Linked DNA regions of Homo sapiens: region 2 is linked to region 1. Evidence: chromatin loops called from intact Hi-C (ENCODE). Cell type or tissue: ascending aorta. All regions are shown on one strand. Each heading gives the region's core, and the rest is flanking DNA. Links, peaks and the distances in the headings are about the cores only.

Region 1 (5,378 bases), core at 312-5,311:
TCCTGAGATGGTAGAATGTGCCCAGACTGCCACTCCAGTGGCATCCAGCATCATAAAGTGGGTTAAAAGGAAGGATCTGTAAGACACAGACTCTCTTTGGGGAGCAACACAGAGGGAAGGCCCAAAGCCAAGGGGGAAGACACGAATAAGGACACCAGGGAAAAAGCTTCAGGCACCAGTATCTGCAGCACCCGTTAAACACAGCCTAGCTCTTGCCAGATTAATACAAACCCAGGAGTGTTCCGTTTGATGCCAAAAACTCATGTTTTTCTCACTACAAACACGCCCATGAGTTATCATACCAAATTATTTCAACAACCAACAAAGCCTTTTAAATTATGAAAACAGAGATGAAAATAAGACTTCACCAGCTTCAAGATATGGTTCCTATGTGTTGAGTGCTAATTATATTCTAGACTCACATGGTACTGTCCTTAATCCTCATTTGTTGTAATAATTTTCAGTGTACTTTCTGATAGGGCTTGGAAGGGTGAAGTCACCAGGCAAAAGTCATAGGCGCTACTTGTTGCAGCAGAACTGGAAACCAGATTTGCTGCAGCTGAAGCTGGTGCTGTCACTACCACGCCATGCTGCTTTTTATAGGAGCTTCAGCTCTAGAGGCAGGCAGCCCTCTTGCAATGGGACTTAGTCCATGTTAGAGAAAAACCTGCTTGCTTGAATATAATTATTGCTTTGTTTGGGTGTGTAGATTATTCACTGAAAACAGCCTCGGGAAAACAGGGCCTTCAAAAGAGATAAAAGAAAATACCAGACCAATGGCTCTGGGCATCGGCTGACGCACCTGATAAGAATAGGCTGGTGGCCCCTGCGGAAGATCTCAAAACATTGACCAAGAAAGCAATGATTAACTTCCCACCTGAGACTGCATACGTTTCACGATAATGTTTTGATGATGTTTCCCTTAATTTTCCCTTAAAAATCCCTGATCCAGAGGCATATCTCAGAGAGGTGGTCTTTGAATGCTAGTTCACGGCCTCCCCTGCATTGCCAGCTTCTGGAATGAAGCTAACTTTCCTTTCACCAAAGCTCCTCTCTTGAGTTTTTGGCTTTCAGGCATCAAGTGTCCTAGACCTGAGTTCGTTTATATTATGATAGGGTAAAAATTATGGAAACCCAACTGTGATCCATGTTTTCTCTGATGGGCGGGCAAGGTCACCGTGCTGATAAGAGGAACCAAGCTTGCCCAGACAGCCTGCAAAGAAACAGGGAAACCGACCTGAGCTCCCCAGGGTGGGTGGTTCAGAGGAAGTAATGAACATAGTTTTGGAGACAGAGCAAGTTCCTCTAGCTCTAAGTGACATTTTGTGACACCTCCTGATAAAGAATCGAGTACTTGGGGCTTTCCTGGGAGGAGGACTCTGCACATAGAATTACTGGGCTCCCTTGTCAGAATGGGTGGGGGATTGTCCCAAGCCCATGGGCCAATCCCGGCTTCAGTTAGCTTTTAGAATATTTTTATTAAAAATGCTACTGATGGGAAAATACCCCACAACATTTCCTCAACACTATTGAAGCACTCGTCATTGGGAGTGTGCGTGGCACAGGATTTTAGAACAAAAAGCACGAGCCTTGGGTGTTTGTGTTGGGGAGACCCAGATGAGAACCCGAGGACTTAGAGCTCAAGTGTGGGATCCTTGAGGAACAGTCCAGAGTATCTGGGGAGACTTGGGGAGCAGCGGCTACTGGTCCTCTTGCATTGAACTTTGTTTGCTCTACTTGGTGACTTTCGTCTTCCCTGCTGGACTCTCAGCTGCATGGGGCAGAACCCACCCTGGCTGAGGGGAGGCTGTCAGCCTTGGAGAGTGGTGCCTGTTCAGGAAGGGAGTGCTGAGCCTCTGGCAGGAGACACCTCCAGCTGATTGTGGGCTGGGGAGGGTGGAGCAGAGGTTGGAGGGACGAAATAGGAGAGTGGGCACCAAGCAATATGTTCTTGGGGTATTGTTCAGAAGTGAACACCACCAGATAATTTTTTTAGGGACAGACTATGTCCTTGTAAAGGGCAGGCTACTCAAGAGACACCACAACTGTAGCTGTGTCAGCTTATGATAGGCTCTCAGGAAAGTTGCCTTTGGCAATGACCCTCACCATGGCTGTATTAGTCTGTTCTCACACTGCTGATAAAGACATACCAGAGACTGGGCAATTTACAAAAGAAAGAGGTTTAATTGGATTTTCAGTTCCATATGGCTGAGAAGCCTCACAATCATGGCAAAAGGCAAGGAAGAGCAAGTCACATCTTACATGGATGGCAGCAGGCAAAAGGAATGAGAGCCAAGCAAAAGGGGTTTCTCCTTATAAAACCGTCAGGTTGAGACTTATTCACAACCACAAGAACAGTATGGGAGAACCACCACCATGATTCAATTATCTCCCACCAGGTCCCTCCTACAACAACGGGAATAATGGGAGATACAATTCAAGATGAGATTTGGCTGGGGACACAGCCAAACTATATCAGTGGCCTCAAAGCAGATTTTACTGAACAAATATCTAAGAATATCTAAGGGAGCTCAGGGATGGTGATCACCACTCACTTGGCAAAAATTTGTTGTTCATCCACTAAGCAACAGTCTCTGTGCCGGGTGCCAAGGATGCAGGGATCAATAATGGTTCTAGGTTGAACAAAACCTAAAATGTTAGAAAATAACATCAGATTTTGGATATCAGGACAGAGGGACTGTGAAAAAAATCCTACCACCCTTTGTGCATACAGGGCTATTCCCATCTGAACCGATGTTAAGGAAACCAGCTCTCAGAGGCGTATTGTTTGGAGTACATTGAGTTATCCATCTGGTCCAGCTTATGTAAATACCTAGCACTGCTGGGTGTCCCAGGGTCATCTCATGTAAGGATGCAAAATTTTATCTTTGGGTAAATTTATCTTTGGACACTCTGTCCACTATTTCAGTAGCAAAGGAAGTTCAACTACAAAAATCTAGTTTTCTAAAAACAGGGAGTAATCATTATTCTTTTCTTTACAATTCCATTATGCAGAAATCTATCCTGGAGTAGTTTTCAGGGTATTTATTTTTATTTTAAAAAACTACTTATAAAATAAGTGTTTTCTAGGGTCATAGTACATTCAGGGTAGCGAAAGGTAGGGACCAACTCTAGGTTAGATTCTGCAGTATTTATTCTTTTTATTTAAGCACCAATTAATGGGATAAGACCTTTATGTCTCTGGTAAAACCCAAGCAGTGCTTCCTGAAGGATTTGAGTCGTTAATTGGCTTCAGGGTTGAAGCTTAGCAGGGAAGCCACTCTTCCATTACACGGGAGTTGCTGCTAGCCAGAAGCCAGATCCCGACAGGAACATCTGACATCACCTCTCAGCCGGGTGCGGCCAGTGCCCAGCTCCGGGTCCTGGCCAGAGTACGGGTGGCTGGCAGGGACGTGCCCTTCCGCACATTGCCCCGATCTCCAGAAGGCTCTCTGCAGTGGATTCTCTGTGACATAGCCTGCTTGAAGCAGGGATCTGAGCTTTGCGACAGCAGCTCGTGGCCAAGAGCCAGTCCAAGTTCTACACGTGGCCACACTCGAGGGCATGCTAATTAGGACATTTGGACTGTATTTTATTAATGGCCTTTGGCAAAAGTCCACTAAGAACTCTGATGCCTATACCACTGGCAAGTGAGATTCCAAATTTGCTGTTCTCCCCAAAGCCACCACAGAGAAGCTTTTGGTAAGACTGCGAGCTCTCCCAGATGCACCAACGGCTTCAAAAAGGGGGAAATAAAAATCCAACTTTCCCTTCTGAAACAGATATACTGTTGGCTGAAGAGATTTTTTTTGCTTTGAAAAAATGTCATTGATAAATCCTGAAGCTAAATGTAGAAATTCTAGAGAGAAAAATCATGATTGGATCAGATCTTTTTTTATAAAGCCAAAGAAAATGTACTGGAAAATTCCTAGTAACTGAAAGTAACTTTTGTGAAGTCAGGAACTTCCAAACTAAACACATTTACAAATCCAGCCCTCTGCTGAGTAATTCTGAGCAAAGTGATTTGAGTGTGGCATTCAGTGAAATCTTATTTTTGCTATGCAAATCAGCTAGGGCATTTATGAGTGACAATAACACGAAGTTGATCTGCAAATCGGGTATTAGCTGTGTTGAAGATTTTCCTTTTTGCCAGTCCTAGGAAAGCTTTAGTATCTCCATAGATGAATTTATTTACTTTGTCATCATCTATTTCTCGAGCTCCGGCTGGTTGATAGGCTCTGAGTAAGTGCTGGGATATGGGCGTGAAGGAAGCAGACAGACCTGCCTTCACGCTTACGTGCTCTGTGGGGAACAGAGACTGGATTCAAAAATAAAATGTGTGCTTTATTCCACAGGCATTTATTGAGTTTCTGTGCTGTCCTATGGAGGAAGGAAAGATGACAGGGTCCAGGAGTGTGGTCAAGGCCTCTCCTGGCTGGCCAAGTGTTGACCCCAGGGTGGAGGTATAGACATGCATGTTGTGTTTCGAGGGTGGGTTTTGAGGATGAAGACCCAACTCACATGTTGCCAAATGCACAGTGTTTGAGGACAGGGTGAGGCTACAGGGAAGGAGGGCCTCGTGTTGGGAGGGAAGACCTGAGACTTCTAGAAGCCCGTGGCTTCCTCTGGGAACATTCCTGTGGGCAGCAGGGCCTGGCTGCTGATGGTCACCCAAGTGTCCTCAGCAACTCCTCCCTCCCGATGCCTGCTCAGCTTGCCTAGCCTGGCCTGCACAGCAGGAGAGGGGGCCAGCTGTCTCTTCCAGCCCCTGGCCTGCTCCTGCTCTTCTCCAGGAGGGGAGAGGCAGAAGCCCGGTGCCTGGGTGTGTTGTATTAACTCCTTCTTTATATGCCAAGAGCCTGAATTCTCCCGGCTCCAGTGCAACACAACTTGATTCCACAACTTGGACTTTTCTCTTGCTTCTCACTTTTAACTGGGTGCAGCTAGAGGTGATGGTCTCAACACACAAAGACTAGCAGAGTATAAGTGTGGCCATTCAGCTGTGAGCTTCCAGCCGTGTTATCCTGGCATAGCCCAGGGTGATGTCCTTGCTACAGTGCCATTGAATATATTTGGAAACAGAGGAGCATGAAGACACATACCCTAGTCTCTAGTTTTGCCCTGAGCTTTGGAGTCTGTCATGTTAGCTGTTGGAGTGGAGGAAGAGTCAGAATGCAATGAATGTGGTTGCCTGGATTCCTGCATTTGCCCAGGGCAGGGTGGGCTGGGGGCTGTATATAGTATGGACCAGCCCACTGGTGGGAGTCTGAGGGACTCAGGCTGGCAGGGGAGATCTCATCTGGACTCCTAAGGACCCAGAGGTTAAGGCAGGGAACAAATCTGAGTTCTGGGGTGATATGGGTGAAACTTGAAGTCCA
Region 2 (5,378 bases), core at 85-5,084, 300 kb after region 1:
CACCCACCCACACCGTGGTGGCGTTGTCTGTGTAACGTCCCTATTGGCTGCATGGATAACTTAGCTTGTTGCCTCTGCATTGCCACATCTGGGAAGTGGTGACCTGGGAAGAGATGGATAAATAAACAAAAGAAGAAATGAAAGCGCTGTTGTGAGCCAGGGATTTGTGGCAGCGAGGGGTCGCTGGGCTGTGTGAGTGGCTTGACTTCAGTGGAGGTTCATCAGGAGGGGTGCCAAGGAAATGAGGATCCCAGGCTCTCGCTGGGGTTAGAGCCCAAAGACCTTGAACAACTGCATTCTTGACATTTTGATATCATTTTTTCCTTCTTGTTTTCTTTTTTTCCCCCCATTTTTTGTTTGTTCCTAGAAACGTGGCCAGGAAGTATGCAGTCACTGTTAGCTACCTCACCCCACCAGGGCTGAGCCTCACAGGGCTCTCAGCCACAGCAGTGGAGGCTCCTCTGAGAAGCCTGTGCAGGGCTGAAATCTGGCGGGGAGCAGGGAAGGGGTGGGAGGTGTGGGCCGAGGTCGTGATTTCGCAGTGCACGGAGTTGGAAAGTTCAGGACTCTCATCTCCTGCTTTGTGAATCCGCACAGCTGACTTTGACCAAGGTCCACCTAGACAATTGTTTCTGCAAAATGTAATTTGGAATAATAAGTTCGGTGTCCACTATTTCCATGGCAATGGGCAACAGGAAGGAGGCTGGGCTGCCTTCTCCTTACTACATTATCCCTTGTTGTCATAATGCTTTTCTTAATAAAATACGCTCACATCAACTTGATAAGAAAGAAAAACTTCAATCCAGGGTTATTTGTCCCTGCAGTTTTCTCTGAAATTAAATAAATAAACATACTAATAGCCAACATTTGCTTTATGTTATTCGCTCTCCTAAGTACCTTACATTCATTCATTTGCTTAATTTCCATAACAACCCTATGAGATAGACCTTCTTATTGTGCCATTTACAGAGGACACAGAGGCACAGAGAGGTTAAGCTACTTTCCTGAGGTCACACAGCTAATAAATGGCAAAATCATGCTTCCAACCTGTTGTTCTGGCTCAGAGTCCATGCTCCTAACAGCTTTGCTATATTGTCTTTCAAGAGAAAATGGAGTTGTGCCATTTCCAGGACAGTGACCATGATGGCAGGTGGCTTTGCTGGCAGTGAGCTGAAGGAGGAACAGGGTGGCCCTCTCTCCCTGCCCTGGGAGGGAAGTAGCTCCACCTTGCAGGATTTGCAGGAAACCTGGAGGCTCTTGGAAGCAGCCCCTAGGAGAAGCTTTATAAACTGACTTTCACCAGTCCCATGAAGGCCTGGCTTCCCTAAAAACAGCTCCAGAGAAGGCTTCCTTGTCTTTTTGGGCACAAGCCACTGCTGGTGACCAGGAAGGATGCTCTACAGTGGGACAGAGGCCATGCCACTCAGGTTAGCTCAACCAGAGTCAACTCTGAAGTGTGAACAAAGGCACATGTGGTACAGGCCACACGGCGGGGGCTGGGCCCGCTGCGCCAGCAGAGCTGGGCTTCCTGTGAATGGTGTCCACCTGCTCACAGGCCCTGTGGCTCCCTGAGGGCATCTGTTCTGTCCAGCTATGGCACCCCCTGCTATAATAAGAGGTCTAAACAGAGAGCAGTCAGCATTCCTGATGGGCACAGCACCCACATGTATACAAAGACGTGCCTGTGTATTCCACTACCTCTCACATACATGGAGAAAAGGGTAAGGAACACAGTATGTGTTCAGTTCCACCCTTACCAGGTGTCACATGGCCCGGGAGATGCTCTCACATAAGTGGCCACGTTCGTTCTCATCACCGCCCTGGGAGGTGGCGTCCTCAGCTTCATTGCCTCCAAGAAAGGATCTTCAAGACCTAGGATTGCCTCTGAGTTACCCAGCTGATAGATATGGGAAACAGGGTAAGATTTCAGGTACCAGAGACCCCAAAGCCCTGGCTTCTCCCCACTATCATATTGATGTCCTGGGAACCTTGAGGAACCCCTGAGTACAGAGGGTGATTTAGAGAGGTTTTACCTTCCTCTTTCAGTGGGACATCAGAGCTCCCCAAAGCAGAACAATAAGGCTGATAAGGCTCCTTCTCCCGTGGGGAGGGAAAAAAAAAGAAACTTGATTTCCACTGGGCCTATTAATTTTCCACCTCTGCTTTATAGAGAAATATGACACAATGGGAGAAAAATTTAAAAGAAAATAAGTGCTCACACCCTCTGTGGCTGACTCAAAAATGTCTCCGAGTGCCCTGTATTTATAGCTGGAAAGAGCGGAGAGGAGCAGCTGCTCGCTGTTATTTCGAAGAACTTCAGGCTTCCGACCAAAATAGTCTCTGAACTTTTGAAACTCATTCTAATAGTCTCAAGGAGGAGTGAACCAATATCCTAGAATTTGAGAAGATATTTTTAGTCTTGAAATGAACGGTGCCCTTCCCTCCCTCCATCACTCTTTCTCACGCTGCCGGTTGAGCTATGTGCTTTACCAAGGGCGGGGCGGTGGGTGGCGGCACACAGAGGGCTGGTGCCCAGGGAAATTGGATTAGGGCTCCATTAAGTAGAAAAAAAAAAGAGAGAGAAAGAAAAGAAGACCTCAAAATACGTACAAATTAAAAAATGTTCCATTGAGTCAAGAAATAATTTAAAATTTGTTCATCAAACTAAAAAAATATATAAGAAGGCTGTTTTTAAGCTTAATAAAAGTGCTTATTAAAATAGATTTGCAGATGCTATGGCCCATATGCATCGTGCATATCTGTGTTCCCTATATGCATATATTAAGCTCAGCATGTTCTATGCCATATGCATCTATTCTTTCCTTTAATAAGGCAGTCCTGGTGATAGATGAGGATGAATCGCAGATCATCGAGCCCATTGAGTGCCATCCTCAACCTGAAAGCTTCGTTCTTCCCCTCTTCTTAACCCTGACACGGACCCCATCAGCAAGTGCTGCGGTTCTACATGTAAACTCGATTTCAGGTCTCTCCTTATGTCCTTCCCTGCACTGCTGTGTCTGGTCCAGGCCACCTTTGGCTCCTGCCTGGGTCGCTGCAGCCATTTCCAACTAATCTCATCTCTTCCACTCTTGATTCCCCCAAACCAGTAACTGTGGTGGAGCTGGAGTTCCTTTGAGGATCAAAGTCCTGATTTTGGTGAAGACATCATCATCGTCCCTTGAGAACAGTTTTTCTTCCATTGCATTAGCCTTGGTGGGGCTATATGTTGAGGATCCACCCCTGACCCCACACTTCTGCCAAGGGGTTTGTGTGTGATCCAAGCTAAGCACTCAGATGCTGACTCCCAAATTGGAATCTTGAGCAAGTATGACAAGAATTGGGACTATTGGAGGCTGAGGATCAGCTCCTTCCTGCTGTTGAGATGCTTGGAGAGCCTTTCTAAGAGCAAGTTTTTCAGAGGTTTTATCCTTTCAGATTTCTTCATTTAGCCAGAATTAAATCCTTTTGTTTTTAATCAGAAATACTTAACCAATCCAGCAGTCTATTGAGAATGTAGTGGGGAGACATTATTTTTCTGCTTATGAGTTCAGTGGTGTCCCAGTGTGCTAAGAATAAAATCCAAGCATTGCAGGGTGCTGGACAATCTGGCCCTGTCTATGTATCCAATGTGAGATTTGATGAACACCTAGTAGGCTCATTTTATAGAACAGGAAGGAAATTGAGGCTCAGCTGGGTTAAATAATTTGCACTAAATAACAAAATTATAAGCAATGAAGCAGAGACTGAAATCTTTCTGACTACATAAATCTTTGCTCTTTCCTTCATTTCATAGGATGTATGGTTTCTTTTCTCACTAACTTATTCCCTACAATCAGAGCACAGAAACCCATATACACAATTTTTCTTATGGCAAGATCATTTTCAGAGACCCTGGAAGAGTGTGTATATCTTTCTTCCATCCAACTCAGTGGGTGTCAAATGACCCCAAACTCCAAATTCCTTGAAAGTTTACCTTAATATCAAGTTAATTGTTTAGTTTGTGTAACATCTTTGAAGATGCTGTGCAAGTCTTTTTAATTACATGGAAAATTATGTTTGCAACAGAGCAATTAGGGAGGAATTAGTTCAATATGGTAGCATTTGGGGGCATGTAATAGGCATGGCGGGATCTTGTTGTAGATCATCAAATATTTGTCCCTTTGGGTGAAAGGGCATTGTGAAATTCTCCCACATTTGTAATCCCTAGTTTTCCTTTCTCTGTTACATTATTTGCATAAAATGGAAAGAAGACTTTACAGGAACCAGGGCTGAGAACAAAATGGGCCATGTCTCACTCTTTTAGCTCCTGCCAAATAATCTGTAAATTATAGTCCATTGCCGTTTTTTCATTAATTGCACATATTCTTTTTCATTTGGCTGCAAATTCCATCACTTTGGCCAAAAATGTGTACTTCTGTGACAGCACAAAGTAAGCACTTTGAAAGGACAGGCAGTTCAGAAAGAGTAAGTAATTATACCAAGAAAACCAAATGCAAGAGGACAATAAAGCCCCAAGATTGAAATGAGAGAAAAAGATAAAATAAAATGAAGTCACCTTATCATGTTTTATGTGAATAGATTGATAAATGGTGCAAGCATGAAAGGCCAGATGTGCTGGCTAGCTCTTCTTCCCCCTCATTCCGTCACGTGTCCATGTCTGAGTGGTCGGATTCTTTCCTTTCATCCTCCTTTCCAGATGCAATGGAGGCATCCAGACTTGAGGATGCAGGATTCAATTCACCCCTGGTAAACACTGGACTCACCAGGGATAAGTCTTGAGTGCCAGAGGTATCACTGACTCCGTGCCTTCTACATGTGAAACACCTCACTCTGCATTTACTGCTCTCAGTAGCACTGTGTCATATGCATCATTGTGCCCATCATGTTTTTCAGAAGAGAAAACTAAGAATTAGTAACTCCAGTGGATTTTCCCAAGAACTCACTGGGCAATTTGGTAGGATCAGGTGTAGACCCTGGCCTGTGTGACTCCAGGGCTGGGCAGACACACGTGCTGGAATTCCTAATGTCATCCATTTGTCTTCCTTCATTGGAAACCTTGAGAGACTGCTGGACGGGATGGGGAAGTGCCTCAGCACACTCTTCCAAAGCTGCCTTTGGATTTATGTTTCAGATCCACCTATTAAAGTCCTTGGGTTTATTTGCAAGGGCGGGGGGCCAAGTATGGTGGAGCTACTGTCTTTATTGTGCTGTACTGTCCAAATGTACAAACTCTACATTGGAAGGGGGAATTTCACTATACATAAATTATATCTTAATTATAAAAATAGAAACAAGTATCTCATAATTTCTATGTCTTGAGAAACAAAAACCAGAGATTGTGATGATTGACCTCATGGCTTAGCAGAGTTCGGGCTCCC

The links. A loop is a pair of places that touch in the nucleus more often than their neighbours do. Peaks named below come from ENCODE experiments on the same cell type or tissue, not always from the same donor. Only the 100,000 strongest peaks of a DNase experiment are listed, where the experiment ranks them.
Region 2: it touches region 1 in a loop (17-fold over the local background); 1 of 110 quality-filtered maps calls a loop at or near these places.

What each region holds. Positions count from the first base shown.
Region 1 is chr2:8,247,401-8,252,778 of GRCh38, reverse strand. The region is part of intron 7 of LINC00299 (long intergenic non-protein coding RNA 299); the gene reads left to right. Among named protein-coding and RNA genes, the nearest start is that of LINC00299, 78 kb to the left of the region's middle. In ascending aorta, for the core only: no CTCF peak of the experiment used is centred there; DNase peaks (open chromatin) are centred at 3,418, 4,308 and 4,638; H3K4me3 peaks cover 2,015 bases; H3K27ac peaks cover 3,069 bases.
Region 2 is chr2:7,947,325-7,952,702 of GRCh38, reverse strand. The region is part of intron 2 of LINC00298 (long intergenic non-protein coding RNA 298); the gene reads left to right. Among named protein-coding and RNA genes, the nearest start is that of LINC00298, 27 kb to the left of the region's middle. In ascending aorta, for the core only: no CTCF peak of the experiment used is centred there; DNase peaks (open chromatin) are centred at 2,282 and 2,362; H3K27ac peaks cover 2,269 bases.